Regions from separate parts of the Homo sapiens genome. Here regions 1, 3 and 4 are each linked to region 2. Evidence: chromatin loops called from intact Hi-C (ENCODE). Cell type or tissue: OCI-LY7. All regions are shown on one strand. Region 1 overlaps XYLT1 (xylosyltransferase 1). Region 2 overlaps XYLT1 (xylosyltransferase 1). Region 3 overlaps XYLT1 (xylosyltransferase 1). Region 4 overlaps XYLT1 (xylosyltransferase 1).

Evidence for each region. Hi-C counts contacts between places; a loop is a spot of excess contacts. Peaks named below come from ENCODE experiments on the same cell type or tissue, not always from the same donor. Only the 100,000 strongest peaks of a DNase experiment are listed, where the experiment ranks them.
Region 1: a loop joins it to region 2, with 5 times the contacts of the local background. A loop is called at or near these places in 10 of 110 quality-filtered maps.
Region 3: a loop joins it to region 2, with 2.8 times the contacts of the local background. A loop is called at or near these places in 6 of 110 quality-filtered maps.
Region 4: a loop joins it to region 2, with 5 times the contacts of the local background. A loop is called at or near these places in 23 of 110 quality-filtered maps.

Annotation. Positions count from the first base shown.
Region 1 is chr16:17,297,890-17,305,889 of GRCh38, forward strand. All of the region lies in intron 2 of XYLT1 (xylosyltransferase 1), which reads right to left. Among named protein-coding and RNA genes, the nearest start is that of XYLT1, 170 kb to the right of the region's middle. RefSeq lists a silencer at 5,525-5,594. In OCI-LY7, CTCF peaks have their summits at 7,189 and 7,396; DNase peaks (open chromatin) are centred at 3,902, 4,482 and 5,432; H3K4me3 peaks cover 4,370 bases; H3K27ac peaks cover 6,055 bases.
Region 2 is chr16:17,365,823-17,373,822 of GRCh38, forward strand. The region is part of intron 1 of XYLT1 (xylosyltransferase 1); the gene reads right to left. Among named protein-coding and RNA genes, the nearest start is that of XYLT1, 100 kb to the right of the region's middle. RefSeq lists an enhancer at 3,764-3,853. In OCI-LY7, CTCF peaks have their summits at 5,826 and 6,032; DNase peaks (open chromatin) are centred at 1,399, 3,719, 3,999, 6,759 and 1 weaker place; H3K4me3 peaks cover 3,411 bases; H3K27ac peaks cover 5,583 bases.
Region 3 is chr16:17,278,211-17,286,210 of GRCh38, forward strand. All of the region lies in intron 2 of XYLT1 (xylosyltransferase 1), which reads right to left. Among named protein-coding and RNA genes, the nearest start is that of XYLT1, 190 kb to the right of the region's middle. In OCI-LY7, CTCF peaks have their summits at 52 (motif pointing right) and 251; DNase peaks (open chromatin) are centred at 111, 941 and 4,241; H3K4me3 peaks cover 2,340 bases; H3K27ac peaks cover 2,493 bases.
Region 4 is chr16:17,459,135-17,467,134 of GRCh38, forward strand. The region is part of intron 1 of XYLT1 (xylosyltransferase 1); the gene reads right to left. It overlaps LOC107987234 (a long non-coding RNA gene), which reads right to left. Exons shown (of 2, transcript XR_001752091.2): 2 at 1-7,949. Among named protein-coding and RNA genes, the nearest start is that of XYLT1, 7.8 kb to the right of the region's middle. RefSeq lists an enhancer at 2,991-3,040. In OCI-LY7, CTCF peaks have their summits at 3,090 (motif pointing right) and 3,293; DNase peaks (open chromatin) are centred at 887, 1,277, 3,147, 3,457 and 2 weaker places; H3K4me3 peaks cover 4,929 bases; H3K27ac peaks cover 5,497 bases.

The DNA.
Region 1 (8,000 bases), 68 kb before region 2:
GTGTGCCTGTAGTCCCAGCTACTCGGGAGGCTGAGGCAGGAGAATGGCGTGAACCCGGGAGGTGGAGCTTGCAGTGAGCCGAGATCGCGCCACTGCACTCCAGCCTGGGCGACGAGCGAGACTCCGTCTCAAAAAAAAAAAAAAAATTATTCCTGCCGAGGGAGCCAGTGTTAAGAGCTATCACGGCTCCATTCTACAGATGAGGAAACTGGAGCACATCCTGTAAGGTCTCACTTGCCAAAATTTTTGTCTCCAAGAGAAAACCAGACCCTCCCTTACAAAACAAGTCAAAATGAGTGTAAAATCGGTTCCGTCAGGTGACAGCCATGAGGAGACGGATGGTGTCACATCTAGTGGGGGCGAGGGAATGGGCTGGAGGTATAGTGTGTCCAGTTGCAGGACCAAAAAACCTTGGCCCATAACTAACGTTCCCTGCACAGCCACCCCATGCCACACGCAGAGCCCAGGAGATCTCATCTCATCTTCACAGCACGCCTGGTGGCGAGTGCCCTCACTGTTCCCATTTTACAGATGAGGAAGATGAGGCTCAAGGAGCTGACGTCATTTATACCACACTGCTATTGAGTGGAGGACTGCAGAGTTGAACCGGGTTGCTTAGCACCTTTCCTGCTGCTCTGAGGTCCCTTAAAGTCTCTGTGAAGCGTAAGGATGGGAGGTGGGAGTCCTGAAAAACTGGTCTACCTGCTGCTGTGCGAGATTGAGTTGGGACAGTCAGCTCTCCCCTCTCTGGCCTCAGTCTTCACCCGGCAGGGAAGGGGCTCCACTGAAGGTCCTTCAGCTCTGACCTCCTGTGCTGCTCTTCATAGACCGTCAGCTGCTGCTTCCTAATGCAAATGCTGTCACTTGCCTCAGGGCCTTTGCACTTGCTGTTCTCCAGGCCAGGAAAAATATCCGTCTGGATATCCTCATGGTTCACTCCTCAAGCAACTTGTCAGAGGACACGCCCTATGAGAGCCACCACCCCCTGCCCCATAGGCATTCCCCATTCCTCTAATTATGTTGCTCCTCAGGCCACGTATCACTCTCTGGGCTATTAAAGATTATAATTATAATCTACAATGTCTATTATTAATATGTATAATATATATTTGCTTATTGTCTGAATATATTCTATTTATATATAATATTATGTATTTGCCTATTGTCTAAATCTTCCAACTAGAACGCAAGCTACTTTTTTATGTCCCTTCAGTATGCACAAACCCTGGCACATGACAGGCATTGGGTAAATATTTGTGGAATGAATGCCTGGATGCATTAAATCCATTTCTGGGCACCTACTGCACTTAAGGCAGACGGGAAATGCACGTGGTTAACCCACCACCACCAGAGCATCCAGCTCCATGCCTTTATCAACCTGGCCACCATGTTTCATCAGCAAATGTGAATTGGGGGAAATAACAGAATGAAGAGGGGGTGGCAGTAAGCCCCAGCAGGCTTCAGGACCAGATAAAGGAGGCCAAAAGATTCCATTTGCACAAAATACCATGCAGCCCTCTCCATCCCGTTAACCCGCTCTTCCTCAAGGAACTTCCAGAACAAACTATTGCCAAACACCATTGAGTTTAATTACTCAGATGATATTAATAGTGCAGCCAGCTTTAATTACAGACGACGCTGCTGCACAGGGGCTAAAGACACCCTCTGAATTGCTAGCGTCCCTTCCACCTCGCTTCTCTAGCTGAGGTCGCCATATGTGGGAGTTGATTTAGCCTTGACTCTGCCATAGAGACTTACCAGCAAGCTTTAGGAGAAGAGAGGCTTTTTGTCCCCTGCAGAATTGAATGGGGGCCACTCATGCTAGATTTCCCTAACTGCCAGAACATAGCTCTTATATAATGAAGGCCCAGGAAGGTCTGCAGAATGAGACTGGTTCGAGTTCTTAGAGAAAAGTTTCAGAAAGACGAGGGACACAGGAAGGATTCTGCTTTTCCCCCATCCTGGTGGACATGAAGGACCCAGGATAAGCTATGATGCTGCTTTATTAACGACCCTTTTTCAAAGCACTGACCCCGGCAGCAGGAATGGAATCTGGCCGCCTAGGCTTTCTGTTAATGAGATGAGAACTGAAGTTCAAAAATAAACTGTGGGAAGCCTGGTAGGGAAATACCAGATGACAAGAGGATAATCTGGTGACCAAAGGCATAAAAGGTGGCGGGGGTGGGGAGCCCACAGCTAAATCAATAACCAGGTCGGGAGGAATTTGGGGGTCAAAAGAGTGGCTTAGCTGTTAAGAACATGGTGAAAACTGACCTTGGATGGCTCCGTAAGAATCTTAGCTTTGTGGAGATATTTTTGTGCCTCTGACAAAATGCTATCTTTTAAGAAGTGTGCACAGACTTCATTTCTAGGCATGTAACCTTCACATTTAACTTGCATTTAAGCAAAATGATATGCGTGTAGGGAGGATTGCTATGGCGAGTTTTTAATTGCCAAAGACTAGAAACCACTTCAGCCTCAGCAGTTGTGGTATGGTTAAATAAACCATGCTATGTGAATGCAAATGCAAAATAATGCAGCTATTTCTTTCTTTCATTCTTTCTTTTTTTTTTTTTTTTTTTTTTGAGATGGAGTCTTGTTCTGTTACCCAGTCTGGAGTGCAGCGGCACGATCTCGGCTCACTGAAACTGCTGCCTCCTGGGTTCAAGTGATTCTCCTGCCTTAGCCTCCCGAGTGGCTGGGGTTACAGGCACCTGCCACCATACCTGGCTAATTTTCATGTTTTTAGTAGTGACGGGGTTTCATCACCACCTTGGCCACGCTGGTCTGGAACTCCTGGGCTCAGATGACTGCCCACCTTAGCCTCCCAAAGTGCTGGAGTTACAGATGTGAACCACCGCGCCCAGCCTAATGCAGCTATTAAAAAGAATGGGGGCCATGATATATATACTGAACCAGAACAATCGATGAGCTAGATAGGTAAGCGACAAAAGCAAGACACAAAATAACACGTACAGTTTGCTGCTATAAGTTAGACTGTGCTTTAAGCACCGTCTAGAGCAATCCATAAGACAATTCAGATCCTTTCTCATTAGCTGTGCAACTCTGGGTATGTTACTTTACCTCTCTGGGCCTCCGTTCCTTTCTCTCTCAACTAGAGCTTTAATAGGAGTTAGTTTGTATATCTAAAGCACATATTCTCAATAGGGATGACTGTCACCCCCACCAAGCAAGCAAAATTTGGGGGAGTATATGTGTGTGAGAAAAAAAAAATCTTAGGCTGGGCACAGTGGCTCATACTTATAATCCCAGCACTTCGGGAGGCTGAGGCGGGTGGATTAGTTGAGGTTGGGAGTTTGAGACCAGCCTGGCCAACATGGTGAAACTCTGTCTCTACTACAAATATAAAATTAGCCAGGCATGGTGGCGGGCGCCTATAATCCCAGCTACTCAGGAAGCTGAGGCACGAAAATCCCTTGAACTCAGGAGGCAGTGGTTGCACTGAGCCAAGATTGCACCACTGTACTCCAGCCTGGGCAACACAACACAACTCTGTCTCAAAATAATAATAATAGTCTTAGATATTGCAATGGTCAGCCGTCCCCCAAAGCTCAACCCTATCTGATAAAATCTTTTCCCACAGTATTTAATTTCTCTCACAAGGGAGAATTTATATTAAATTAAATTTTTCTTCTTGGGAGGGTGATAATGAAAGAAAGTAATGCTTGAGTAATACTGAGCTAAAGTACTCAGAACAGCGTGAAGCAGATGGGGTGACATTTACCTTGCAATGTCGCTGCCAAGTTTAAATACAATAATAGATGCAAAGGCCACAGTGCGAAGGCGTTTCATCAGACTCCACCGCAACAACAGGTGGCGAATGCTAATATCAACTCTCACTTCTTAGATGAAGACTCGGAGGTTTACAAAAGTGGAAAGACTAGGCCAGAGGTCAGCATCTGAGCTGGAATTTTCACCTGGTCTCTCTCTCAGACTAAGAGCTTCCTCTTTATGCTCCAGTGGTGCTTGGAGACCACATGGTCTGTTTGTTCTGGTAGCTTCCCTAAAATACATGTCAGGGCTCGGCACAGTGGCTCATGCCTGTAATCTCAGCACTTTGGGAGGCCAAGGTGGGCGGATCATTTGAGGTCAGAAGTTCAAGACCAATCTGGCCAACATGGTGAAACCCCATCTCTACTAAAAATGCAAAAATTAGCCAGGCGTGGTGGCATACACCCTAGCTACTCAGGAGGCTAAGATGGGAGAATTGCTTGAACCCACCAGGTGGATGTTGCAGTGAGCCAAGATTGTGCCACTGCACTCCAGCCTGGGTGACAGAGCAAGACTCGATCTCAAAATACTACTACTACTACTACTACTAATAATAATAATAATAAAAAAATACATGTCGAGGTCAACCCAGGCCCAGGTACCAGGATGTGTCCTTACTCTGCTGAGTATCAGCATAAGATGTCGAGTCTAGACCAGGGGACACCGTCGTAGCAGACAGCCATGAATACCTCATCCTGTCTGCTGTTAGCAAGCTGCAAAGCCTGCTGGTCCTTCCTCTTCCTCCTCTTGTGAGGCCCTCTGGAGAAATTTCCATCTGAACTGAGCACTGAGAACAGATCCACCTGCCATGAGCAATGGCCTGTGTCAATTATTTGGATACAGGGCAGTGGAAGGGACAGATTTGTTTTCCTTGATGGCAGCCAGAAAGCTCTTTGTCAAATCTCCAGTTCCCCACCATGGTGTAGGTGTTAATACCTATTCCAGCTCCAAGGTATGATGGTCCTATGGTTGTGTTTCCTTTCTTTGTCTCAGTTTTAATTTTTGCAGTCTTATTTTGTTTAGTACACCCATGCAGACTGCCATAAACCCTTCCTGAAAGAGGGATGGGTGTAAAGAGATGAATCAACAAACCACAGAACTTCAAAAGGTTCCAGAAAAAAGCCACCACTGGCACAATAACGGGTTACTCAATCCCCCAAGGCTTTTGAGGAAGACTAGGGAAGGAAGGGGTTGACCTTGGGTCTAGAATGGGTGAGGGGGAGAGAAAAGAGAAAGCGAGAGAGAGCTAGCAAGTGAGCACACATGTGACCGTGAGCTTAATGCAAGGGGATAAGCTGGGGTAGGGTTGGCAGTATGGGTAGGGAAGGGGAGTACATGGGAAAGGAAAGGGGAGGACTGGAGCTTCAGTCGTGATGGATCTTGAAAGACAGACCACTCACTGATTCCTTGGTTTACTCATTCATTCATTCAAGAACTACCATGTGCAAAGAATTGGGCTCCCTGCATGAGATACAATGATGTAAAAAATAATGACGTGGTTCCTGCCCTCATGGAAATCATATTTAGTTCAGGGGTTGGCAAACTACAGCTTTAAGACCAAATCTGGCCTGCAATCCTCTTTTGCGAACCAAAGTTTTATTGGTACACAACCACTCCCGTTCATTTGCATATTATCTACAGCTACTGTACAGCCACGCTGGCAGAACTGCTTAGCGGTGACAGAGCCCATGTGGCCAGCAAAGGCTCAGATATTTACTAATCTATCTGGTCCTCTACAGACAGTTTGCACACTTCTGCTTTAGCTGCTATTACTGTTGCTGTTGCATATTATTTGTGAGCATATAAAAATGTTTCCAATAAACAAAGAGACATGTTGATGCCCCCGTGAGTCCCCAGTTTTCTCTGCCATAAAACTGGCATAAGAGGGCCATTGTGAGGGTTCTAGGAAAAGCTCTAAGAAATAAGCCCAGAACACAGACACCTACAATCCTTTTACATTTTCATTACTAATGATATTACAATGGCTGGGAGTAAGAGGAGGAATCATTTCACGCCACATGTCTGTCTTTAAAACACATTCAGCCTTTTCACTCTGATTCTAGAAACAGGTATGATTAGTTGATCAATGGGACCTCAATCTAGACAATCCAGGCATTTGACCACATTCTCCTGATTTTTCAGATGAAGATTTTTTTTCCCATCATTTTGACATTTCTGGAACTGAGGCTTATCTTATAAACACTGTGTACATATGATTTATTAATTTGTATTTGTTAAGAGCAAATGATGTGGCAGACACACAAGATACAGGAACAAAATACATATGTGAGCAATGCATGTGTGTATATACATGTGCGTGTGTGTGTGTGTGTGTACAGGTGCATGCAGATATATATGATAGTTCATAAGACATCAATTTATGCTAACGTTGGAAGGTAAGAAGGCATAATTTATGCTTATGTTGGAAGGTAAGAAGGCAGTAACACCTTAAAGTCTGTCAGTTGGTAATAACCATCGTGGTGAAGGGAAAAAAAAGTAGATCAGAGGAACAGAGGAGAGCAGCAGTTTGCAATTTTCAGAGCAATGGCTGGGATAGCATTCCTCCCAAAATGACCTTTGATCAAAGACCAGAGGCAGGTGAGGAGCAGATGTGCTGGAATTCTGGCTTCAGGCACAGGTAAGGGCAGGTGCAAAGATGACTATCTCTGTCAGTGTGTCTTTTTTTCCCCCTCCTTCCTCCCCAAAGCTGTTGCCAACACAATACTGTCCTCCAGTCACAGAAATGCTGTATGTGGATGGTATAAGCATGCTGCGAAAAAATGCTGCAGGGATTTGGACCATTTGGACCGCGCAGGGGAGGGTGTTAAAGTGATTGTAACATGTTTTATTTCAGCTAGTTCTTCAAGCTCAGCTCCTTTGAAATAGCTGACATGTTTTCTTGGCCCTCAACCTGCTGTAAGCCTACGTCCAAAAGCGTCATATGTCAACAACCTGGTAAATCCACAGTTAAGATTTTTTTTTTCCCACAAAAAGTCATGGGAACCAAACAGGCTCTGACCAAAGTTGCTGGACCAGTTAAACCACTACCAGTTACTTCTTTGCCCACGGTGAGTAAGGCTGCTTGGGAAGGTAACCTATTTTCTCTGAATACTCTCAAAGCATTCAAGATAAATATATCTATTCATTTGTATATCCCCCAACTTGGCACAGATGAGGCCTTGGGTTTGGATAGTAAAATTTAACACTACCCTATGACATTTCAATGCTAAGTTTCTTGGCAAACTCACCAAGATTGCAGCTGTAGGCCCAGAAAGAAAGGGTGACAGCTTCCAGATGGCACAGGAATGATCTGGAAGTCCTTGCATGTTTATAGCACCACTCAGTGCCGCAGGGTGCCCACTGTGGGCCGGGGGTCATGTTTAATTTCACTAACTCCTGATGATGAGCCTGCATCATCTCCCTATTGTACAAAGGAGGCGACAGAGGTTCAGCAAAGTGCTGACTGCAAAGCCATCCCAGTTCCCCAAATCAGGATGCCCCCTTGTCTTGACCACCCAGGACAGGATGGGAGTCATTCTCCAACTTAGATTCCAGTTCATGTGTCCAATGTGAGCCTAAGACTACAGTAACTAATCTCACTACTTTCCCTATCTAGTTTCCAAAACAAAATGTCCTCTGGATAAGAGCGAACAGCAGAATGGAGTTTGTGTGTATGTGTGTGCAGCTTTAGTTTTCTTAATATTTACATATAATACAGAATACCTTCTTCTTCTTCTTTTTTTTTTTTTTTTGAGATGGAGTCTCACTCTGTCACCCAGGCTGGAGTGCAGTGGTGCGATCTCGGCTCACTGAAACCTCCGCCTCCTGGGTTCAAGCGATTCTTCTGCCTCAGCCTCCCGAGTAGCTAGGATTACAGGCATGCACCACCACGCCCAGCTAACTTTTGTATTTTTAGTAGAGACAGGGTTTCACCATGTTGGCCAGGGTGGTCTCGATCTCCTGACCTCATGATCCCTCCACCACCGCCTCCCAAAGTGCTGGGATTATAGACGTGAATACCTTCTTTCTTAACAGCATTAAACAGACGAAGTATTGCTCGACTAAGCATTTGTAACTATAAGGACCCGGCAAACCCCAGACTCTGACTTCCGGAGAACTTTATTTCCACATGAAAAGAGCCCACACATGTTAGAAACAGTCAGTCCTGTGTTCAGATTCCCCTTCCCCTGACACCGCCGTGGTGGGGA
Region 2 (8,000 bases):
GCTTGGTATGTGTATCCTTGAGCACAAATGGTTATCAAAAATCTAAACTCCTGTATTTAATACTTTGTTCTGTGTGTGCCTCAAGAGGTTTTGTAATTCTTTAAAAAGTACACAGAATTACCATCTTAGAATTACAAGGTTTTGAAGAAACCTACCTGAAAAGATTAGAGGCTTGAGCTACAGAGTGTTAAGACAAGAATGCCCAACTGGTGGCCTGTGGATGCTTCAAGCTGGTTTGCTTTTTTTTTTTTTTTTTGGCCTGCAGCCTTGATGAAATACTTGAAATCATTCATTGCCAATGTTTTAAAACCAGGATACTTCACATGCAAATCTAGATTTCTCACGTCTCCTTTAAGAACAGAAGATTTAGCAACACTGGATGTGTATTCTTGCAAGAAAACAGCTCCAGACTGAGTAGCTGGCCTGGCTACTGCAAGCAACAGAATTTATCACCCCCATATTAATGCAAATTGCCTAAGGTCACATAGCTAGTCAATATTGACAATAATCAAAATACCAGCTAACATTGTTCTCACACTGAATGCCAGGTATTACTGTAAGGGGTTTGTAAATATTATCTTATTTAATTCTTACAACTGTCTGGGTGTTGTGGCTCAAGCCTGTAATCCGTGGAGGCCAAGGCTGACGGATCACTTGCGGTCAGGAGGTCGAGACTGGCCTGACCAATATGGTGAAACCCCATCTCTACTAAAAATATAAAACTTAGCTGGGCGTGTTGGTGCATACCTGTAGTCCCAGCTACCCAGGAGGCTGAGGCACGAGAACAGCTTGAACCCTGGCGGCAGAGGCTGCAGTGAGCCAAGATAGTGCCACTGCACTCCAGCCTGGGTGACAGACTGGGACCGTGTCTTAAAACAAACAAACAAACAAACAAACCAACCTTACAAGAACTCCAGGAGGCAGGCACCAAAAGCCCCATTTTACAGATGGTGTAATTGAGGCTCAAAGGAGAAGTAATTTTTTCAAACTCATTCATTAGTGGGTGGTGAAGCCAGGATTTGAAACAGGGCATCCTTTTGGACCACTAAGCTACCCTGCTTCCCAGTGGTACAACCACATCTTGAACTGGAATCATTAAACCACAGTTCCTGGTTCTATCAGCATCTGGCACTAAGAAGCCATAAGGAGCACTGAATTGGATCAGATGCTCCTCATACTAGATGTTCTCATTTCCTTGCTGCGAGTCTTCAGGTCGACTACTTTGCTTTTTCCAGTGGTTAATGGTAATAATCATCACCATGATCCTCTCACACTCATTGTGGAGCACTGACTGAGATGTTCTACCAGAGCCCGGCTCAGTCCTGACAGAGTGGGTGGGCCACCAATGTTAGTTCCTCTTAGAAGACAATTGGCGACACTTTACAGTGTTTTGCTTTTCACAGCTCAGAGGCATCTCAGACCATAAACAAGACCTGCCACGTGCCAAGAAGGCAGCCGTTACCCGACATGGCCCAGACAGGAAGTGCTGGCTAAATCCCACCATGCCGCAAATCTTTCTAAAGGTGGCCACCCAGGCTGTGTTTGAACACACATCCTCCTGGAGCTGGGAACACACGCCACATCTATAATTCATCCCGATAATTAGCTTTTCCCAGGCACAGGCCGCAGCACCTATCAATTTTGCACCCACTTGCTGTGGTCACCAAGATGGCAGGTGGCCCAACTGGAACCAATACTGCCAAGTGTCCCACAGACATTGTCTGGAGTTCCAATGATACTATGTGACTTCTGGGACTGCTGGGTGAGATCTCTGTTCCACAGGAAAATAGTTCATATTTGAGCTCCAGAATCCAAAATCGTGAGTTCAAGAAAAGCACTTAGAGGTGCAGACCAGTTATGCAGCGAATTCACAATAAGTTGCCCGAGGCAGCTGTTACTAAGCAGTCCACCTGGCCTCAAATTCTCAATACGGCCCGAGGAGCAGATATTATTAATAGATTCCAGTTTCCCTAGATGTCCGTCCCTGACCTGAATCAAACCCATCACTGTTTGGTGAGGCATGGGAGATCCAGGAGGAAAGGCCTATTTCCTAAGGGCCACACACAGTTTGGATTAAAATTCAGTGTAGAATGTCAGTTTTTTGATACCAAATCTGGAGTTCATCCCATTTTGCCAAAATAAATTTCTATGCACATCCCTCCCTGCTTTTCTTCACTTCCTCCTCTTTTGCTCCTTCACAAGAGCCTCTGACCAGGACATCTATTGTCGAAGATACAGGAAAACTGTGATTCAGCAGTGCTTCGCGTCTGGAATGACTCCAAGAGGCCACACACAGAACTGCCGACACAAACCACGGGGGGCGGAAAAAACGATCCCAGGAGGTGGGGAGTGGAGAGCTTTGCAGTCCCAGGCTACAGCTCGGGATGTAGAGCTGCCTTCCTAGGACAGAAGAGAGACGATGAGAACACCTGGCTGGAAGGTGGCCCTGCAGGGGACGGATGGGCCTTCTACATTTAGAGTCAGGATGGAGTCAGAAAGCTTCAGCAGGGGAGGGACTCTGCCTGCAGCCTGTCCCCTCAACCTCCTCTAATATTTCTTAATGAAACGATAGTGACAATGAAGATGACAGCCTTGATGACAGCGCCCAGTAGACCGCTATCATTGGTTAAGTCCTTATGAGATACCATAATTCACCATTTATGAGCATTACTTCAATAAACCCACATTCTATCCTCATGAAGTGGCTGTTCCCAGAAGGCCATAAAGACTGGATAGATAGATTTTTTTTTTTTTTTTGGTTTTTACTTTAAAAAAAAAAAACGACAGGGTCTTGCTCTGCTGCCCAGATTGGAGTGCAGTGATGTAATCATGGCTCACCACAGCCTTGAACTTCTGGGCTCAAGCAATCCTTCCACCTCACCCTCCCAAGTAGCTGGGACTACAGGCCTGTGCCACCACGCCTGGCTAATATTTCATTTTTTGTAGAGATGGGGTCTTCCTATGTTGCCCAGGCTGGTCTTGAACTCCTGGTCTCAAGTGATCCTACTGCCTTGGCCTCCCGAATTGCTGGAATTGCAGGCAAGAGTCAGTGTGCCCAGTTTGCTTTTTCTCTTGATGACATTAAGTATTTCCTTGTTCCTGGATTATGAATACCCTGTAGTACTGTTCCTAATTTATATAGGAGGAAACTGAGGCTCAGAGAGTTTCAAAGACTTGGTTGAAAGCCACAGAGCCAGGCCCATTTAACCTTAATATCTTCAGAGAGGTTTAAAAAAAAAAAGAAAAAAAGGTAACCAAAATGCTTGGATGTGGTATGGTGTGATCTGCATGGTGCACAAAAATACTTCTTTTTTTTTTTTTTTTTTTAGATGGAGTTTTGCTTGTCACGCAAGCTAGAGTGCAGTGGCGTGATCTCGGCTCACTGCAACCTCCACCTCCCGGGTTCAAGCGATTCTCCTGCCTCAGACTCCTGAGGAGCTGGGATTACAGGCACATGCTACTAAGCCTGGCTAATTTTTGAACAATACTTTTTTTAAAATTAGGTGCCAGCATTTAAAATTTAGGGTGAAATCATGATATTCTGATTTGTGGCTTTTCGTGAAATGTGGAAAGATCTGACCCACTGGGTAGGCAGGTCCACTTAAGGCAGGCACATCCCCTTCTGTTTGCCACAACCCCACCCTGCCCACCTGGGCTGAGCCCTGAAAGCATCTAAGTTTATGACCTTCCTATCTGTTCACCACCATACCTTACCCCTCCCCCACAAAGGAAGGTACCATGTTACCCCATGAACATGACTCCAACCCTCACCCGCCAACCTCAAGAAGAAAAATTCGGGATCCCGTGACTTCACAGCAGAAACAGAAAAACTCAAATAATCCATCAGGAAGTTGAGCACTGAGGTTAATACACACAGGACCATCTTCCTCTAGCTCAACAGTCTTGACTTTTCAGGGCCGTGACCCAGAAGGGAGGTGCCCGTGCAGAAGGCAGAACAGGAAGAGGTTCTTAGCACCCACTGTTTTCTCTTCCTGCACAGCCGCCTTGGGCAGCTGCCTGTGAACAGCCTGGCTGTTTTTCTCCTAGCTCTCTCGGAAGGAAGTGCTCTCATCACCCACGACAACAGAGTTGGCCCGAGGAGCCAAAAACGTGCAAAGGGGCTCCAAGCCCAGCTCTCCTTCTGTTCGGGGCAGCCTCAGAGACAGGAAGATGGGAAGAAAGTATGGCCTGGGATAGAACATCCTGCGAGACCCTTACAAAGCCCCAGCTGTGGGGGAAGGGAACAACAGGAGGGGGCCAGAGGAAGGGGGTCCAGGTCACACCAATTTTATACAATGAGCTCCTTTCATCCGTGAATAGAGGACTCTCCTTAACTCTGTCTCAATGGCTTTGTTTCTGAAACGATCAATTCTACACCCAGAAAGCCAAATTTGCCAGACCTCATGCCAAGGTCAGGCAAGAGCCTGAGATCCCCCAAGCAAGTTGATAATCAACACGCAGGAGACGACGCTGTGCTAAGTCCCATTTGGCGGATCCAAAGCTTACAACGATCCGCTTTCATTTCTACGCCTTCTGCAGTGGGGCGGGGTTGGGGGACCCTCGCTCACATGCATGCCACGCTTGGTGGAACTGTAGGCTGTATTCAGGAGAGTAAGTGTTACTTTCCCAGGGACTTCATTGAGACATCTGCGGGGAGGGCAGGATGAGAAAGAGCTGGAGAAACAAGATGCAAGGTAAAGTGTGTGGTCTCACACTGAACACGTTCATGAAGTGGTGGGAAGCAACCCTAGTGACTCAGCAGTGGCCTCTGTTTAGCCAGCACTTTGAGAACACGATCTTCATGGGCTGACTGCAGAGGTGGCCAACAGAAACTGGAATCTACAAGCAGTATTCAGCTCAGGCATAGTTTGTTCAGCCTGCACAATGTTTTAAAAAGAACAACAAAAACCTACATAGGATGCCAATACTTCACATTCAGGAGGTTTCCCATAAAACTGCAAAGTTCTGGCATTTTTTGGAAAAATCAGAAGACCTAGCTACACAAATCCAGCATTTTCCTAAGGCACTGCCTTTCTGGCACTGGAAAGCAGCTATCTCCCTTAGAAGGGTCACAGGCCCTCCTGCTTGCCACAGTCCCCGCCCCAGACACATGTCCTTCACTTACGGCTGCCAGTGTGGCTGCTGTGGGCATTGGTGTTTGTAATCTCTGGTTTAGTGGATCCTAAGCTAAGCCCAGCACTTTCAGCTGGAGGACCTGAGGTTAGAGAGAAGGACGGGATATGAACCATAGACAGGTTGTAAAGTAACGTGGCTGCAAAGTCCAAGAATAATTTAACTCAAGAAGCACCTATGAATGCACACCCAGGAATACAAGGCAGAGAGCAAAGTTGACTCCCATGGATAGGGGTGAGAGTCCTGTCTTCTCATCAGCCCCTGCTACATACTTTTGACAACTTGTCCCACTTCCCCAGGACCAGGGACTATCTTCTTTGTTTTTATGCTTAATGAAGTCCTAAGACTGCCACATAGAAAGCACTTGGTAAATTCTTGCTGAACCAAAATCAACGGAAACCCAATTCATGTTATAGGTGGAATCTGAGAGATGTATGCTGAGAACTCAGCCAACTTCTGAGCTGTAGGATGTTTTCCTGACTGTAAGTCAAGGCAAGTCCTCCCTATAAAGAAGAGTTTGGGGTATAAATGACACAGCAGAAGGAGACAAGCTCAACCTACTGATTGGCTAATGTCTGAGATGAGGAAGCAGAAAGGTTAGTCTTTATAGGATATGTAGCATATCTGATGAGCTATGGTCTGTTAGGAAGGTACTATACGTACTAATTTCATAAAATTGAAGTATGTTCCAACTTATCAAAGGATGCAAAAACTCCACAGAAGGAAGGAAGGACCTCATGTGGTGGCAGGTGCAGCATATTTTACTGCAACCTTTCTAGGTCTAAAAAGGTAAAATGAGGTTTATCACATCTGCTTCTGCTGTGTATAGCCATGGCTAGTTTTCTCCAGCTCTGTTTATTAAGAGACAGAGAGAAAGAAAGAGAGAGTGTATGTGTGTGAATATGCATGTGTGTACACACACATATGTGAGCATCCACATGCACATACAGGTATGCATGTGTGGTCTCTTTCATTCAACACCCCCCCAAAAAAAGTTGCTATGGGATCTGTAGATTTTGTTTGCTGAGTATCCCTAATTTTGGAATTCCCTCTGTTCTAAGTTGCCCCATTCTTGGTACTAATTTCAAATGGCTGTGGGGGAGGGGAGGCTAGCTTCAGACAAGATTCCACTAAGAGTTTTACTTCTGAGCTGGGATAGAAGCAGGAAAGAATAACAGGAAAAACATGCAGCATCCCATCTCTGCACTTTGCATTTAGTTATAATTATTCACGCAGGAGCATCTTTAAACACCAAACGAGGGAAATATTACAGTTGTTCTGATTTCACATGCTAACTGTGTTTACATGCTAACAGCATTTCTCAGGGACAATTATCTTATTACTAGTGCACTAATCTTTTCAATCTTTTCAACACATTTTACAGCTGCAGACTTCAAAAATTAAGGCTAATTAAGACCTTGCTTTCAGCAGGTACAGTAAACTACTCACATTCCAACATGGTAAAAGAAAATCAGTTTAGGGGAAAGGGTGTTAGAGGGGCACAGTGTCAATGGCAGACAGAATACATTAGATAGCTTCCATCAGTGTGAGGACTACAACTCTCCCAATGCTAATGTTCAAGAACAAGTTCCATTAATGGTAAGGCCTGTCGAATTCAGGACCAAGGACAGCTGGTCTGGCCCATTTTTAAGAGAAAGTGGGTATTTTGCATTCAATTATCCGTTTCCATTCATTATCTTCTTCCGTGTGACTTCAGCATAGAATAGTGGCTAAGAACATGGAAACTTGTATCAGAGTCTCTGTGTACAAATGCCGGCTCAATTATTTTCCGTTTGAACTTGAGCAAATTACTTGAGATCTTGGTGCCTCAGTTTCCTCATATGCGAAGTAGGAATAATAATAATGACATATACCTACTTCCCAGGCCTGTTATTAGGATTCACCGAATATCTGTAAAGCACTTACAACAATGTCTGATCATAATAAATCATCAAATACGTATTTCTTTTAAAAAGTGTGGTCTATAAGGACTAACAACAAACATCTGTTTTCTAACACGTTCTTGACCTCACATGTACTCACTGCATTATGGGCCATTTGAGGGCTGCTAATATATAATCATAGCTATATTTATTGTGCCTGTTAGCAATACATTCTCCAGTTACTTGCCCTGCTATCTCATTAGCTGCCATATAAAACCAGCACCTTGGATCATCCAATATTATTTTTTGTTTTGTTTCGTTTTAAATCACAGAGAAGCAGAATGCTCTCTGAAGGGCTGTTGTTGGAATCCATATTCACAGTCCAGCTTCTCAGATCCCAAGCAAAAGCTCTGGCATCCCAAGTTGTGGCGTCTGAGAAACCAGTAATCAGCGTCTACAGTGCTCGGGCCACTGACGTTCATCAGGCACCTACTATGTGCCTCAACCTAGGCTTGAGAGGCTGCTTTTTGAATGCTCACACCAACTCTGTGGGGAAGATAATGCTGGCCCCATTTTATAGATGAGGAAACTGAGGCTTCAGACAATTCTACAGCCACAAAACTTGTGAATAAAACAAAGTTACCGTGTAGTACACGTGTTTCATTCTCTCCAGCCACACACTTTTAAGCCAGCTGGCGGAATTTCTCAAGATGATGAATACTATTATTTTTACTAGCTGTAGAACTCATAATAATGGTTGTTACCATCAACACCAACATACAGCATGTGCCAGGCACTGACATATTTTACTCACTTAATTCTGACAACTGCCCTTAAGGAATGGACTCCTATTAGCCTCTATTTACAGATGAGGGACCTGGGCTCAGAGAGGTTATGCCATGTGCCCAAAGTCACACAGCTGCACAGTGTTGGAGCTAGAATTTGATCAAATTCAGGAGATCCAGCTTGAGAACACTGCTCGTG
Region 3 (8,000 bases), 88 kb before region 2:
CTTTAGTCCTCAAAGGACCCATGAAACACCCAACACAAGGTGGTTCCAAGAGACCCGGTGGACCGCAGTTGTTCAGGCCACTAGATGGCTCTTTCTGTGAAATTTGCAGAGAGCAAGCCGGCAGCTGCACCTTGATACTGAAGCCGGGCTGCTTCCCTTTGGACAGTCAGGACGCATCTCCGAGAAGTTCTTCTTCATTGCCGCAGGTGGGTGGGTCACTACCTCTTCCTTTAAGGGGTATTCCCATTAAGGCTTTTCACTTCAGAGGAGTTTGACAAGGCGAGACTGGGATTTCCACACTGTCTACTAAATCAAAGTCATTGCCATCATGCAACTTTCTGCTAACTTTCCCAGCTTCAAGGGAAAAGTGGAGCTTCATGGAGCTCCACTTCATCATCTGTTGGCTTCACATCATCCCATCAGAGACAAGCTCCATATAACAGCATCTACTGTTTACCCAAGATTTTGCACGATTCTCTTGTTTCATCCTCCCATTTATCTTTGGTGGAGATATTATCCGATGAGATAGAAAAGTAAACTGTGGCACAGAAAGGGGGTTACATGACTCAGGCAAAGTCGCCCAGGAAGCAAGGGGCAAGGCTGGGATCCATCCTAGGTCTGATTCTGAAGCTTGTACTCTTCACTTTACAGCCTCATCTATGCACAGGGAAGATCCTCCTGAGCTCTGCAAGTGTCCAAACTTAGAATGGGCAACCAAGGCTGACTGTGAACATTTCCTTCCTGGTTGGGCTTTAGGAAGAGAAGCGAAATTTGCCTATTACCTCTACACACCTCCTGAGACCAGGAGAATCCTGGGTGACACCAGGCATTCAAGGATTTCATGATACAGTCTCTCCCTCCCTAATGCACCTTTCAGCGTTGCTACTGGGACAGCATTTCCTGTGCCTTTTTAAATTTAATCCTCTTCACAGCCCTCTCAAGAGGCAGCGCGGCTCTGTGATCAGGAGCATGAATGCTAAAGCCAGACTACCTGGGTTCTCAACTTAGCCGTGCCGTTTTGAAGCTGTGTGACCTTGGGCAGGTTTCCCAGCTGTAGCCAGCTCATGGAGTTGAAATGAGAATTAAGTCAATGTTGGGAAAACACTTAGGACAAGGCCTGGAACACAAATTGTAGCTGTTACTAGTATGATCATTAATAGTAGTATGTCCTTTTTCAACATTTGAGTAAACAGAGGCTCAGAGAGGTGAAGACACTTCCTTAAGGCCACACAGATCAGGGATTTAAGCCATAGCACCAGACCTGGGAGCCAAGCTAATATTCCCTCTCCAACACAGCCCCTTCAAGTCCCAGGCTGGAAGTGAGCTGCCCTTCTTAGCAGTGAAACACCTAGAAAATTGGCTGACAATTTATCGAGGGCGTCTTCAACAAGTGTGTCATTTTGGATACACTGTGGGCTAACTATTGGTGCAGAGAGTGGGCTGAGGGGTCAGCTTCTTCAGCATCTGGCTTCATCCATCTCTGGGTCATTGATGGCTTCTGTCAAGATGGCCAAAGAAGACCACGAGAGTCAGGCTAGGCCTCCTCCTCTGCATATTAATTACAGCCAAGGCAAAATGTGGCCACAGCAGCAGTTAGGGGACAACAGGACCCTGCAAGTCCTCAAGCAGTCAGGCAGAGGACACCTTGGGCACCCCGCCCTCTGCCCAGCACAATCTTCCGTGGCACTGCCGAGGACCTCAGCAAGATGCAGACCTCCAGGGATGTCAGCCTGTCTCCTCCTCTAGGTCTGTCCTCTTTCTGTCCCTCTGTTTGTCCCTCTCCCCTCTCTCAACCACCTCTCCATCATTCTGCAATCAACATCCTGCCCATGGTCAGGGATATCTAAAAAGCTATCCAGGCTGGGCGTGGTGGCTCATGCCTATAATCCCAGCATTTTGGGAGGCCAAGGCAGGCAGATGACTTGAGGTCAGGAGTTTGAGACCAGCCTGGACAACATGGCGAAACCTCGTCTCTAATAAAGCTACAAAAATTATCCAGGCATGGCGGCAGCACCTGTAATCCCAGATACTCGGGAGGCTGAGGTGGGTGAATCGCTTGAACCCAGGAGGAAGAGGTTGCAGTGAGCCAAGATCGTGCCACTGCACTCCAGCCTGGGTGACAGAGCAACACTCTGTGTCAAAATAAATAAATAAATAAAAAGCTATTCATCTTCTGAAGAATGGAGGTGGTCAGATTTTGTCTTATTTTCTGAAACATACTTCAATATTTTCCTAATACAAATATGTGTCAGATATAAAAAATTCCAATACAATCTAGATTTATGAAATAATTCAAAATGTATTAAAATGTACAGAAAAATAATACAGTGCCCTTCCATGTACCAATTTTGTTATGTTTTATTCAATTATTTAAAGAAATTAGACTTTGCAGAGACAACTGGGAAGTTCCTCCCAGCTTTCAACCACCATCTCCCAACCCAGAGGACACTTCTATCCTTCACATTCATGTATTTATATTTTTAGTTAATACGTATGTGTTCACATACAATGTATAGTGTTATTTTGTGTATCTGTAAGTTTGACAAAAGGGCACCGTGCTGTAAATATCTCCTTTGCGTTTGCTTGTGTCATTCAATATTAGCATTTCTACCCCCATCTCCTCTCTCCTTTTATTTTCTCTCTTCTCAATTCTTCTTCCCTCAGGTAACATGATGCAGAAGGAATGACAGCATTTAGTTCACCAATTCTCAGCCTTGCCTTCCCATTGGACTAATCTGGGAGCCTTCACAAAATGCAGATGCCCAGGTGCCCACACGGGAGATACTGGTTTAGTGGGTTGGGGCTGGGCCTGGGAATCACGATTTCTAAAAGCCCCCAGACAGCGAGGGGTAAGCAACTGGATTTGGCCCCTCTTTCAGCTTTGGGTACCTGCTGTGAATCAAGGTCACTCCTGCTCAGAGGCCAGGTGAAGGAAGCATCTGATAGGCTGGCCTGCAGCATCCAGGGGAGCGGCTGAAGGACAGGTACTAGAGCTGGAGGCAGGCATCAGAGCCCCAGTGCCCGGTCACGCCCGGGGTTGTGACTCTGCTTGGCTCCATGCAGCATCCAGGGGAGTGGTGGAAGGACAGGTACCAGAGCTGGAGGCAGGCATCAGAGCTCCGTTGCCTGGCCACACCCGGGGTTGTGACACTGCTTGGCTCCATGGTACTCTGTGGACCCTGCTCCCACCATCTGTAAACTGAGTGTGCTGGGTGAGGGCAGTACTTCCTAACACTTCCTCCCTTCACTGGATAATTTTACTTGGCTCACATTTAAACATAAACATTTATGTTGTTAAAAAAAATGATGGTCATGATTCCTAAAATTCAAACAAAAGGAAAAAGGAACAATGCTATGGAACCCTGGCTAGACCAAGTTGCCTGGCTAAGGCTCTGAACCCAGAGAGTCCTTTGTCTGTTGCACAGGGAAATGTGTAAGTGTTGGCAAGGTGTTAAGGACATCAGCACCGTGCTGAGACTTTCTCATTGGTTTAATCCAAGAGATTGCAGGAGCACTGGAAAGGCAATCATTTCCTCCCTGGATGATTCAAAGTTATTTAATATCCACAGAATCCCCGCAAATCATCTTGGGTGCCACCGTGGGCCACAAACACTTCTTGGAAACACATGGACCTGGGTCAGTCCCTCTGGTCCCTTATCACATGGATGCTGTAGGGTTCTATGGTTCTATGGGCCATACCTGAGATTCCATTACAGGGGAATGTCACTCCCCTCCCTTCTCTCTCAGTCTCCCAGAATGGGGATGGATGAAGAGATCCAGGGTGAGCTATAATTCCCCTCACCCAGCCTTAATCTGGCTGTCTTCCCGGCCAGAGCTCTCCAGGCAACTCCACTTTCTACCTCCAAATAATGATGGTAGTACTAAGTGCAGCACTGACTGTATGCTAGGAACTGTTCTAAGCACCCTGCATGGTCTAGTCCTTTTAAACTTCATGGCAGCCCTAGGGGGCAAACACAGTCAGCACTCCTATTTCTAAAATGGAGAAACTGAGGCACAGGGAATAAAATACCTTACTGAAGACCCTCACCCCAGCCCCCGACTTCCCTACCCCCTGGCCAGTAAGTAGCCACGAACAACTGTACTACAATGCCCTTTTGAATGGCGGGGGTGCTGACAGCTGTCTATTTGCTCTAAAGATGTGGCTGCTTCAGGGAGCAAGTGAGCAGGGGGAGAAAGAGGAAAAGCATTTTTAGAAATTATTTCCGACAGGTGACCACATACTAAAATAACAACATTTGGTTTGCCTTGCTAGCTGGAGGCAAAAATCGGCTCAGGTGGGAGGGTGAGGCTGCAGGCTAAATGCAGACAAGGCTGGCTTGCCCTGAGTTGGCCCAGTTCTAGGAAGGGCACCGGCATTTCTGCCATTAATTGATGCACTGGGAACCCCCAGCTTGGTTTTCTTTAAGGAGAGAAGGAGCTGGGTCTTTCATGGTGTAACTGTGAAAATGAGAACCTCCCAGGGGCTGCAAGACCTGGTTGTATATGGAGTCCAGTGAGCTATTTTAGGGACGAAGTGTAAAATTGTGGAAAACAGTTGTAACACAGGATGGGGTGTGTGTATGAATATTTTTATTGAAAGCAAGAATATTTACTGCATACTTACTATATGCCACTGTTGTAAGGGATTAACCTGCATTACACTATTTCATCCTTGCAAGGATCCTTAGATATAGCTACTATTGCTAACCCCATTTCACAGACAATGAAACTGACACACAGCAATAAGTCACCCCCCCCAAGTCACACAGCTAGTAAGCAGCTCGTTCAGAGCATAAAATCCAGGGCTCATCACCTCCAAACTTCACATATTGCATGCATAGACCCACATTTCCAGAACGCCTAAGAAATTCCCAGTCATCCAGCACGAGTGGATGGAAATGAAGGGGCACATCCCGTCCTCGCTTGGAAGGAAGAAGGAGCTAGCCCTGGAAAACTGACAGACTGGCACGTCTGGAGGCAAAGCCAAGCCAACGGGAGCAGATGGAGCCCAGGCAGCAGATGTTAATACAGTTTGCTTTTTCCATATGCTCTTCTGTTTAGCTGTAATAAGTGAATTGTTCTTTAATATCTGTCAGGAGCTCAAACTCTGAAGGCCGGGGGCAGTCACAGTCACTCAAAAAGACACAAAGGGAAGCTGGCCAGCCGTCTCTTCACATCCCAGAGGAAGGGTGCAGAATGTGAAGAAAGATGCCAAACACAGCAAAGTCCAGGTCTTTGTGTACACACACACGCATGTGCACACATAGGCACACACGCACACACTCCTCGCCTGCCATGACAGTGAGATTCTCACTTGACATTCTAGAGTCTTTGAAATCCTGCCTCAGCGTCCTTCCCACTCAGTAATAACAACTAAGTAGAATTTTCAGATTTTGCCTTTGAAATGACAACAATGAAAGACCCAATTTGAAATGTATAAAGGGCTCCAACGGCTTTGCTCCTTGGGACTTCCAACGCAACCACAACTCATTTCCTTAATCAAGGGCAGCAGGGCCACTGCAGAACCCTGTCTTCTGTCTTAGGATACTTCACGTGTCTTGGGACATCCAGCCCCATCACTATTATCACATAGGGGCGGGGTGTGATGGTGACGTCTGTGAACAGTATTTCTTCAACGATATTTCCATTTGACAACCATGAATTAGGACTCTCATATAGTCTCACCAACTTCATCTTCTTTCTAAGTATCCAGCTGTGATACTGTTATCCGCACTACCACTATACACCCGCCCAGTCAGAGAATAAACACAGAGGGAAGGTCCCCTGGTCCTCACAGTTCCAGCTCAACATAGAGCAGAGGTTGAGTTCTGAGCTAAACCTCAGCATTATCCCTTAAAATCCACGTGACCTTGGGCAAGTTACTTCTGACATTTCTAAGCCTCAGTTTCTTCATCTATTAAATGGAAAGAAATAGCACCTTCCTCCCTCAACAGTCCTGTTGCGAAGATCAAATGTTAAGAAATGCAGGTTAAGTGTTCAGCACAGCAACCGGTACTTAGCAAACACTTACTGAGGAGCAGCTACTATTTTTTTATTATTACTTCTATTTCTCATTCATTCATTCATCCCACTAACACTGGAGCACCTTCTAGGCAACATACATTGTGCTAGGTGCTCAGTAGTGAACAAAACAGATTCAGCTCCTGCCCTAATGGAACTTACATTCTACAGGGGGAGAGATAATAGAGAAATAATAGTTGTCCAATATGATATGACCTGGGGATGAGTACTTTAAAGAAAGATAAGACAGGAGAGAGGCAGCGGATGGCATTTCAGATGGGGTCAGGTAGGAACTCTCTGAGGAGGTAGCATTTGGGTGGCCCAATGGTAAGATGGAGCTTCTCCAAACACATACCGGGCAAAAGGTACCAGGCAGCAGGAATGGTAAAAGCAAAACTCTCACAGCTGGGGATGGTGCTGTGCACCTGTAGTCCCAGCTACTTGAGAGGCTGAGGCAGGGGGATCACTTGAGCCCAGGAGTTCGAGGCTGCAGTGAGCTACGACTACACCACTACACTACAGCCTGAGTGACGGAGTGAGACTCTGTCTCTAAAAATTAAAAATTTAAAAAGCAAAGCTCTCAAGGCAGAAATGGTCTAGGACCAGTCTAGCAGCAGGAAGAGGAAGATGGGGCTGTGATATGGAGAATAGACTCATACAGCACAGGAAAGCAAGATGGGGCTGAACCTGGGTACACAGAGAGGAGAGAAGTCCGTATCTCATTCTAAGTGCACTGGGGAGCCACTGGGGGCTTAAGCAGGAGAGCATGCCAGATCTGACTGATGGATCCTGGAAGAGCCCACTCACCCACTGCTCACAGATGCAGAGAGAGGAAGCAGGGGCAGAAACAAAGGTGGATGCAGCCCTGGCCAAGTCCAGACTGAGATCAGAATGCATTGCCTGGGTGCTGCTCCAGCCTCTTCTCTCCGGGGTGTTGCTGGGGAGGGATGAGGGAAAATGCACAAGTGATGGGAATTTACTTAGAAGTTTCTGGCTGCAAGCTTGGGTGACTAGAATCACCCAGGACCCCATGGTAGTGATGATCTCACACCAGCAAATGGCTTTAAATCAGAATTCAAATGAGTCTGGTAAACCAGGATAAAGTGTGTAATTTAAAGCATCCCGGAAGCCCTGGGAACTTGCGCTAGATGCTTCTCGATCTGCTCTCAGGGGATCTCCAGCATTATTCTGGAGAGATCTGGTAGCAGAATTAATGACTCTGGCATTTCCCACCTGATCTAGGGCTTTGATCCTTCCTGCCCCATGACTGTCTCAGAACCAAAGGTTGTGGGACAATGGGCACTGTGCATGTGCCCAGACCAAGAATCAGCATTTAGGCCTGGCTGCAAATTTCACCATCATGCCCGGGGGCCCTGCTTTCTGCTGATGTTTCAGCCAGGAATGCCAGGCCCTTCACCCCTCACCCTGGCTTGCATTCAAATGACCCCTGCCTCTGTCTCCTTCACCAGACTTTCTCCTCCTCCTCTATGCCTACAGAACACTTTTACCAACTCCACTACAGAACTTTCCACCTGAATTGCTTGTTAACATGGTATAGCCCCCTAAAAATGTGTCCTTCTGAGGAGCAGAACTTATTCAAGTTTATAACCCCCAAGGGTCTAGCCCCAAACCTGGTGTATCTCTGTGTGTGTGTGTGTGTGTGTGTGTGTGTGTGTGTGTGTGTGTGTCCATGTGTGTGTGAGTGAGTGAGAGAGAGAGAGAAAGAGAGAGAGACAGAGAGACAGAGAGAGACTGTGTTATGCCAATATCAACATAAACAGCAGCTAACACAATGGGGGTCTGGGCCCACGTGCCTCTCTGCTAATCACTAACTTTCATGATCTTCTCTGACCCTCACAATAAACCTGTCATAGAGGATCTATTATTACTCCAAACATACTTAGACTCAAAAAGGCTAGGACATTTGCTCAAGGTCCCGGCACTAGTAATTGGTAGGACTGGAATTTGAACCAGGCTCA
Region 4 (8,000 bases), 93 kb after region 2:
GCTGAGGTGGGAGGATCACTTGATCCCAGGAGTTCCAGACCAGCCTGGGCAACATAGCAAAACCCCACCTCTTCAAAAAATACAAAAATTAGCCGGGCATGGTGGCACGCACCTGTAGTCCCACCTACTCAGGGGGCTGAGGTGGGAGGACTGCTTGAGCCTGCGAGGTCAAGGTTGCAGTGAGCTGAGATCAAACCACTGCATTCTAGCCGGGGTGACGTAAGGAGTCCCTGTCTCAATAAATTAACAAATAAATTTAAGAAGTGAATAAATGTTGTACAGATACGAATAGTAACTTTTTATAAAGAGTTTTTACAGAATATCTGCCCTTGTAGCACCTCCAACCACTGGTGCATCACGATTGGTGTCTATACCATATTTTGGATTCCTGGGGCTCGTTTAGGACTACTATGGCAAAAGGCATGATCCAAAATAAATCCTTACCCCTGAATAAGTAAAATAAATCCACCCATCCAAAACAAATGCTTATCCACAGCTCTTTCTTTTCGTTCAGCTCCCTAATGGTTTCCTTCGCTGCATTTGTAACAATCTGATTTTTTGCAATGTTCTTGTTTGTTTTTATTGGGAGGTCATCCTGCCCCCAAACCATAAAGAGCATGAGGGCAGGGTCACATCTGTCTTTCCCCCTGCTGTGCATAAGGCCTGGCACACAGCAGACCCCAACCAGTATCTGATGAATGAATGGATGAGTAGGTGGGAAATTTCCAGTGGATTTCACTCATTCATTCTCTCCCTGTCCCCCACGGGTTACAAGACGCTGTGAGGAAGGAACGCAGACAACCCCGTCTGAACACTCCCACATTGTGCTGCTTGAAGACATGAGCCCCGTCTTCCATTCACATGGGGCTTTCTGAGCTTCAAAGCACTTTCTCATCTGTTTATCAAATTTAATCCTCACAACCCAGGGAGGGAGGCAGGCTTATTAGCATCATCTGATGAAGTGCCAAAAAGACACAGAGATGAAAGTCACGGTCCGTCCCTGACAGCGCTGGGACCAAGCCAAGGTGCTCAGGAATGTTCTACTTTTCCACCTCCCCCTTGTCTCTAAAGACTCCCAACTTCCCAATGCGTGTTATTGGGGGACAAGGTCACGGGAAACACAGAGTGAGGGGCAGATGACTCAAAGGAGGCTGTCACTCACACTCCCTGCAGAGGGGAAACAGGTTTATCAAATTGCGGAATGCATGATTCTATTTCTGTCGGGGACATTTGCCTTCAGGATGGCCTCATGCTTATAAGAATTTGCATATTCTGGGTCTCCACCACCAGCTAGGCGGGGAGGGAGACTCCATCATGCCAGGGCAAGGCACAGGCAGTGAGAGGCAAATAAGTGCAGTGAATAAGCCACATGGGAATAGGGTAACCACAGATGCTCATTTTTATGTCTTCATAGTGAACACGGAGGTCTTCCAAATGGGCTGCAAACTCAACAGCCAAGAGGGGCCAGCCAGGTGCCACAGGTGACAGGAGAGATCTTAGGGGGACTCTTAGGGACCCAGTGGGTCTGCAGTATCACCATTCCTCAGCTTGGCTGTTTAACACCAAGCAAGCACCGTGGACCCTGTATTGCCGGATCTTATGACTTTTAAAAGAATTCCAAAAATCTACGCTGTCTCACGGCATATCCTAATCTTTAAATTCCAGGGCCTATTTATTCTAACACACCGTGTGGACAAAATCAAACCCACCCACGGGCCATGGATTTGAAAGTCCTCCTGGCTCTAGCAAACATCTCCTACGATGTGGCTGCATCAGGTGGCAGAGCAGAGCACTGACCATGACCCAGAGCTGTGCCTCACCATCAAGCCCTGCCAGGTAGGTGCCATCATGGCCCCTGTGCTTCAGACAAGGAGACTGAGCTCCAGAGAGGCAAAGTGCCATACCACCGATGATGTCAGACCACTGTCTTCTTCCTCAACATCACACGACCTGCCTCCCAGGCCCCACAGCATCTGCCCATCTGCTCCCCTGGATCATTTCCAGGGTTGTTTCATGAGCTACAAGAAGAAGAGCTTGGGCCCCATGAGCAGAGCAGCCCAGGCCTCATGGACAGTTCTGGGATGGCAGAGACCTCAGGGCTCCCAGGGCTCTGAATCATACTACTTACTCCTTGCCCTGACCTTCCCAGAGGACACCTCCCTTGTGTGTTCAAGAGGTCACCATGGGAAAGGGTATAGGCAATGAACCAGGCTAGGATGTGAGAGTGATCTCCCTAGAGATCGGCCACTTATCAGCACGGGCTCTAACTCTTGCCTGCTAGACTGGTCCTCCTGGAGGGCAGGAGGCACATTGGTCCTGTTCACCAAGGTGGTTCCAGTGCTGGACACAGGGACTGGTACCTTCTAACTGCAGGAGTGGAGGATGGGTAGATAGGTGGATGAATGGATCGATGGGTAAATGGATGGACAGATGGATGGATGAATGGACAGAGGATGGATGAATGGACGGATAGATGGATGGATGGATGCTTAGACAAATAGATGAATGGACTGATGGATGGATGGATGGATGGATGGGTGGACAAATGCATGCATAAATAGATGGAGGCAGGGGGAGAATGAGGGGCTAGAGTCAACGGACTTACTGACTCTGAACTGGGTAGACTGAGAACACAGCCTTTGGAGACACCACCCAACTTCAATTTCTAGTTTGGACACTTCACATCTGCTTAATTTTCATCCAACTTATTGCCTTAGTTTTCATTATTTCAATCAGTAAAACAGAAATGAAAATAATAGCTCTTAACTTGCCAGATGTTATAAGAATTCAATAAAAGCATGTCTTTTTAGTCCTTCCACAGTGTTTGGTGCATTCGATAAATGCACCTCATCATCACCATAGTTGCAATGTTTGTGCCTCCTGGGTAGGGAACATTTGCATCAACCTCTCTGCCCCACAAACTCATCTTAAACTGAAACCACACATCTTGTGGCCAAAAATTATGGCAAAGCGTGCCCTGGGAGGAGAAACAAATGCCTCTTACCACATTACCTCATTAGCATCCACTGACACATTAGCCTGGATTAGATGTCCAGATAAGCAGTAGTCACCTGGCTGGGACAAACTAGGCCTGGGACAGGACAAATCCATTCATTGCCCCTAGGTGGCCCTGAAAGATGAGACACCCTCGTCCACACACACAAAGCTTGAGAATGGGTCCCACCCCTTCCTCATCTGGCAGGGTGTCTGGGTTTGCAGTTCCTGACACTAATAATGCCAGTGTCCAGGTTCAGGGCTAAGGTGACACCCCACCCCACACCCATCTTCTTTGTGATGCCTCTGGCTTCCAATCGGGAAGGGGGCAACCGAACCCAGAGAGCACATGGGCACCATCTGATGAGCATCTGCGGGCAAACGGGTAGTTTCTGTTGCAGGCGGAAGGAAGTGTCCGCAAGATGATCCGCACTGCATGTTTATTGAGGTAACTCTCCAGTGTGCTGCAGACCCAGGCTCTCAGGTACAAGTGGCGGGCTCCTCAGTGGGCCAACCACAGAGCGGTCTGAAGGAATGGAGCAGCAGGAAGTCTGTTGTGGTTGAAAGAAAGGCCATTGTCCCCGGCCAAAGAACCCTGAACAATATCCTCTTGCCCCCTCCTCCGCTTCTCCCTTGGTTAGAGAGAGCTGAATTCAAGACTCCTCTCTCTAGCCAATTTCAACTTCCATTCTTGACTGTTGAAAATATAATAGTACACAGCTTGAAGGATTAAATGAGTTCATGCACAAAGAGGGTTTAGAACAGTGCCTGGCAAACAGAATAGAGAACGCAGAAATAAACCCACACTTTAATATCAACTCATTTTTGACAAAGGCTGGGGAAAGGAAAGTCTTCGATAAGTAGTGCTGGAAAAACGGGATAGCCATTACCTATGGATAAACTTAAGAATGAAACTAGGCCCCATCACTCACCATACACAAAAACCAAATCAAAATAGATTAAAGACTTAAATCTAAGACCCGAGACTATGAGACGACTAGAGAAAAAAACATTGGGGAGACACTTCAGGACGCTGAGCAAGAATTTTTTTTGGGTAAGACCACAAAAGCACAGGCAACAAAAGCAAAAATAGACAAACGGGATCACATCAAGCTACAAAGCTTCTGCACGGCAAACAATCAACAAATTAAATAATCTACAAAATGGAAGAAAATATTTGCAAACTACCCATCTGACAAGGGATTAATAACCAAAATATATAAAGAACTCAAACAACTCAACAGCAAAAAAACAAGTAGTCCAATTTTTTAAACAGGCAAAAGAGCTGAACAGATATTTCTCAAAAGAAGACATACGAATGGCCAATGGATATATAAAAAAATGCACAGCATCACTAATCACCAGGGAACTGTGAGTCAAAAGCACAGTGAGATATCATCTCACCCCACCTGAAAGGGCTTTTATCAAGAAGACAAAAAATAACAGACGCTGGTGAGGATGTGAGAAAATGGAACACTCATACACTGTTGGTGGGAATGTAAATTAGTACAGCCACTATGGAGAAGAGTATGAAGGTTCTTCACAAGCTAAAAACAGAACTACCATATGATCTGGCAATCCCACTACTGTGTCTACACAGGAAAGGATTAATTATCCAAAGGAAAGGAAATCAATAAATCCAAGAGCTATCTGCACTCCCATGCTTACTGCAACATTCTTCACAATAGCCAAGATATGAAATCAAGTTAAGTGCCCATCGGTGGATGAATGGATAAAGAAAATGTGGTAAACACACACAGTGGAATATTAGCCAGCTGTTAAAAAGTGAAATCCTGTCATTTGCAGCAACATGAATAAACCGGAGGCCATCATACTAACTGAAATAAGCCAGGCACTTAGAGACAAATATCACATGTTCTCACTCCTATGTAGGAGCTAAAAAAAGTAGATGACAAGAAGATAGAGAGTAGATAGGTGATTAGGGGAGTAGGGAGGAAGATGTTGATTGGAAGGATAAAAATCCAGTTAGATAGAAGGAATAAGCTCTAGTGTTTGGTAGTCCAGTAGGGTGATTATCATTAACAATAATCTATTGTATATTTCAAAATAGCTAGAAGACCCGGGCACAGTGGCTCACATCTATAATCCCAGCACTTTGGGAGGCCAAGGCAGGCAGATCACCTGAGGCCAGGAGTTTAAGACCAGCCTGGCCAACACGGCAAAACCTCATCTCTACTAAAAATACAAACAGAATTAGCCAGGTGTGGTGGCGGGTGCCTGTAATCCCAGCTAATCAGGAGGCTGAGGCAGGAGAATTGCTTGAACCTGAGAGGCGGAGGTAGCAGTGAGTCAAGATTGTGCCACTGCACTCCAGGCCGGGCAACAGAGCAAAACTGTCTCAAAAAAAAAAAAAAAAAAAGGAGCTAGAAGAGAAGAATTTCAGTGTCTCTGACAAAAAAGTAAAGATAAATGTTGGCGGTAATGAATATCCCAATTACTTTAAGTTAATCATTACACATTATATGAACCTATCAAAATATCACATGTACCCCAAAATATGTCAAACTATTATATATCCATTTTTAAAACCACCTAACACATCATAACTGCCATGCAGTCATTATTATTATTATTATCATTATTACTACCCTTGTATTTGCATCATGAGTTAGGGGTCTGATTCAATATAAATTGCATGTCTGCTTCTTTTCTAGGGTTGGTAACTTTTTAGGAATCTGCAACAAGAAGTGAGAAAAGTAGAATAAAGATTTTTGGGGCTGGGCAAAGTGGCTCAGGCCTGTAGTCCCAGCATTTTGGGAGGCCGAGGCGGGCGGATCACGAGGCCAGGAGTTCGAGAGCAGCCTGGCCAACATGGTGAAACCCTGTCTCTACTAAAATACAAAAATTAGCCAGGCGTGGTGGTGCACGCCTGTAATCCCAGCTACTCAGGAGGCTGAGGCACAAGAATTGCTTGAACCTAGGAGGCGGAGGTTGCAGTGAGCCGAGATCACGCCACTGCCCTCCAGCCTGGGTGACAGAGCAAGATGCTGTCTCAAAAAAAAAAAAAAAAAAAAAAAAAAAAGATTTTTGGGAATGCATGGTTGCATTTAGGGTTTTTCAACAAACCATGCAAAAGGAACGCAACTCGGAAAGGTGGCATCTTTGGAAAGGGGCAGGCCTGGGTTTGGATCTCAGTTCTGCTACTCCCCAGCTCTGTGAACTTCATGAGCAAGCAGCTTCACTTCTTTGAGCTTCAGTTTCCTCCTGGGGACAGCAAAAGTCTTATCCCACAAAGTTGGGAGAAATCAGTAAGACAGTAAGGTAACATTTACAAATCCCTCCATTATTCCTGCCACATAACAAGCCATCATAAGACCAGCGATTTCTAGTTGGGTGTCCTTAGTTTTAACTTTTTATCAGTTGTGTAATACCGTCTTCCTTCCTGGAAATTTTTTGTGTTTTTTTTTGGGGGGGGGGGGGGTGAGCATTTAATAACCTAACGTATGCAAAATACCTAAATGACACCTGACATACAGCAGGCACTCAATAAATGTCAGTACTCCTTCCTCTACCACATTCCGTCCTGCTCACACAGAAACAGCTATATTCATTCTACTGCCTTGGATTTACTCGCACCCTACACTGTACGGGAAAATGAATAACTGCAAGAAATTCCTTATTTTCAAACATACCAAGAATTTCCTTTTAAGAACAGCTCATTTTTGAACACTGATTAAGGAACAGGCCCACATGAGTTCACATATATTGCTACATTTCATCCTCATACAGCCCTATGAGGTAGCTCAGATTCACAGAGGACCGAAATTACAGTGACTTGCCCAAGATTAGGGGCATGAGAAAGGGCCGAGCCAGGAGGTGAACCCAGGTATGTCAGGCCTGAGGGTACTCAACAGAGGCCTCTTTCATTGGTGCCGGGGCCTCGCACATACTTGTTGGGACGTTTTCTCCTGTTCCCACACCCCTTCCTTAGAATGCAGGTTTTGTTAAGATCGAGTTTGTTTTTTAGTTATTTTTTATTTTCCCCAAGGCATTTTCTCTTTGTTTCTGGTAGATGGGGATCTGGGTCCGCAGAAATGGGGAAATGCAAAGGAAAAGGAAAGAGAGAGATCATAAGTGGCAGCTCTTAAGGTAGCACTGGTCAAAAGATAGAGACTCTCAACCTCACCTGTGCAGTCCAACAGGTGTGTGTGTTAAGTTCTTCTGCACTGAAACACTCATATAGATGGATTTATGACCTTATGGATCATAAACAGCTCTGGAGCGGGGTGTGGGGGGCAGACTCTTATGTCAGAGATATGCCTAAGGATATCTTTGCTTTCTGAGGATACACACACACATACACAATGACGCGATGATGTCAAATCTCTGCTTTAACTCAAGCCACCAAATTTCCTCTTCTATTAAAACCATGAATCAAACTTGAACAGTCACCAGTAAATAAGAACTTACGCCATGGCTGGCTTCCTAGGTGAAAAATAGCAAGCCTTTGACCACCCACCCTTCTGGAAGATTTTTAAAAAATGAATTGATAAACTGAAGAGAACGTCTAAAGTATGAAAAGACCGGAAGGAAAGTGAATACATAGATATATTAGAATTCATATTACAAACATATCTATACCTACGTATATTATTTCTACTTTTATTTATCTATTTTAACACTTTCCATGATAAACAGATGGCAACATTTGCAGTAAGATAAATATTATTCAATGATGCATATTTCTGTATACAAAGTGTAATGCGTCGCTCAAACAAAACAAAACTCCATTGAAAGTGTGAAAAAAAAAACGAACCATCAATAACATACCCTGTTTTCTGTGGTCTCAGAACATCTGGATAGGAAGAAAAGCTATACCTCCAAGGCTGTTAGAAGCAGAGGTGATCTAAAGCCAGTGAACCGATCTTTCAAAGTCACTGCTGATGTCTAAAAGAGTCCTGAGTTATCTGAGTAATGTGAAGCATGAGGAATTTCTGCCGAAAAATCAACATTTCAAAGGCGTCGGATAATACAGAAACCCCATT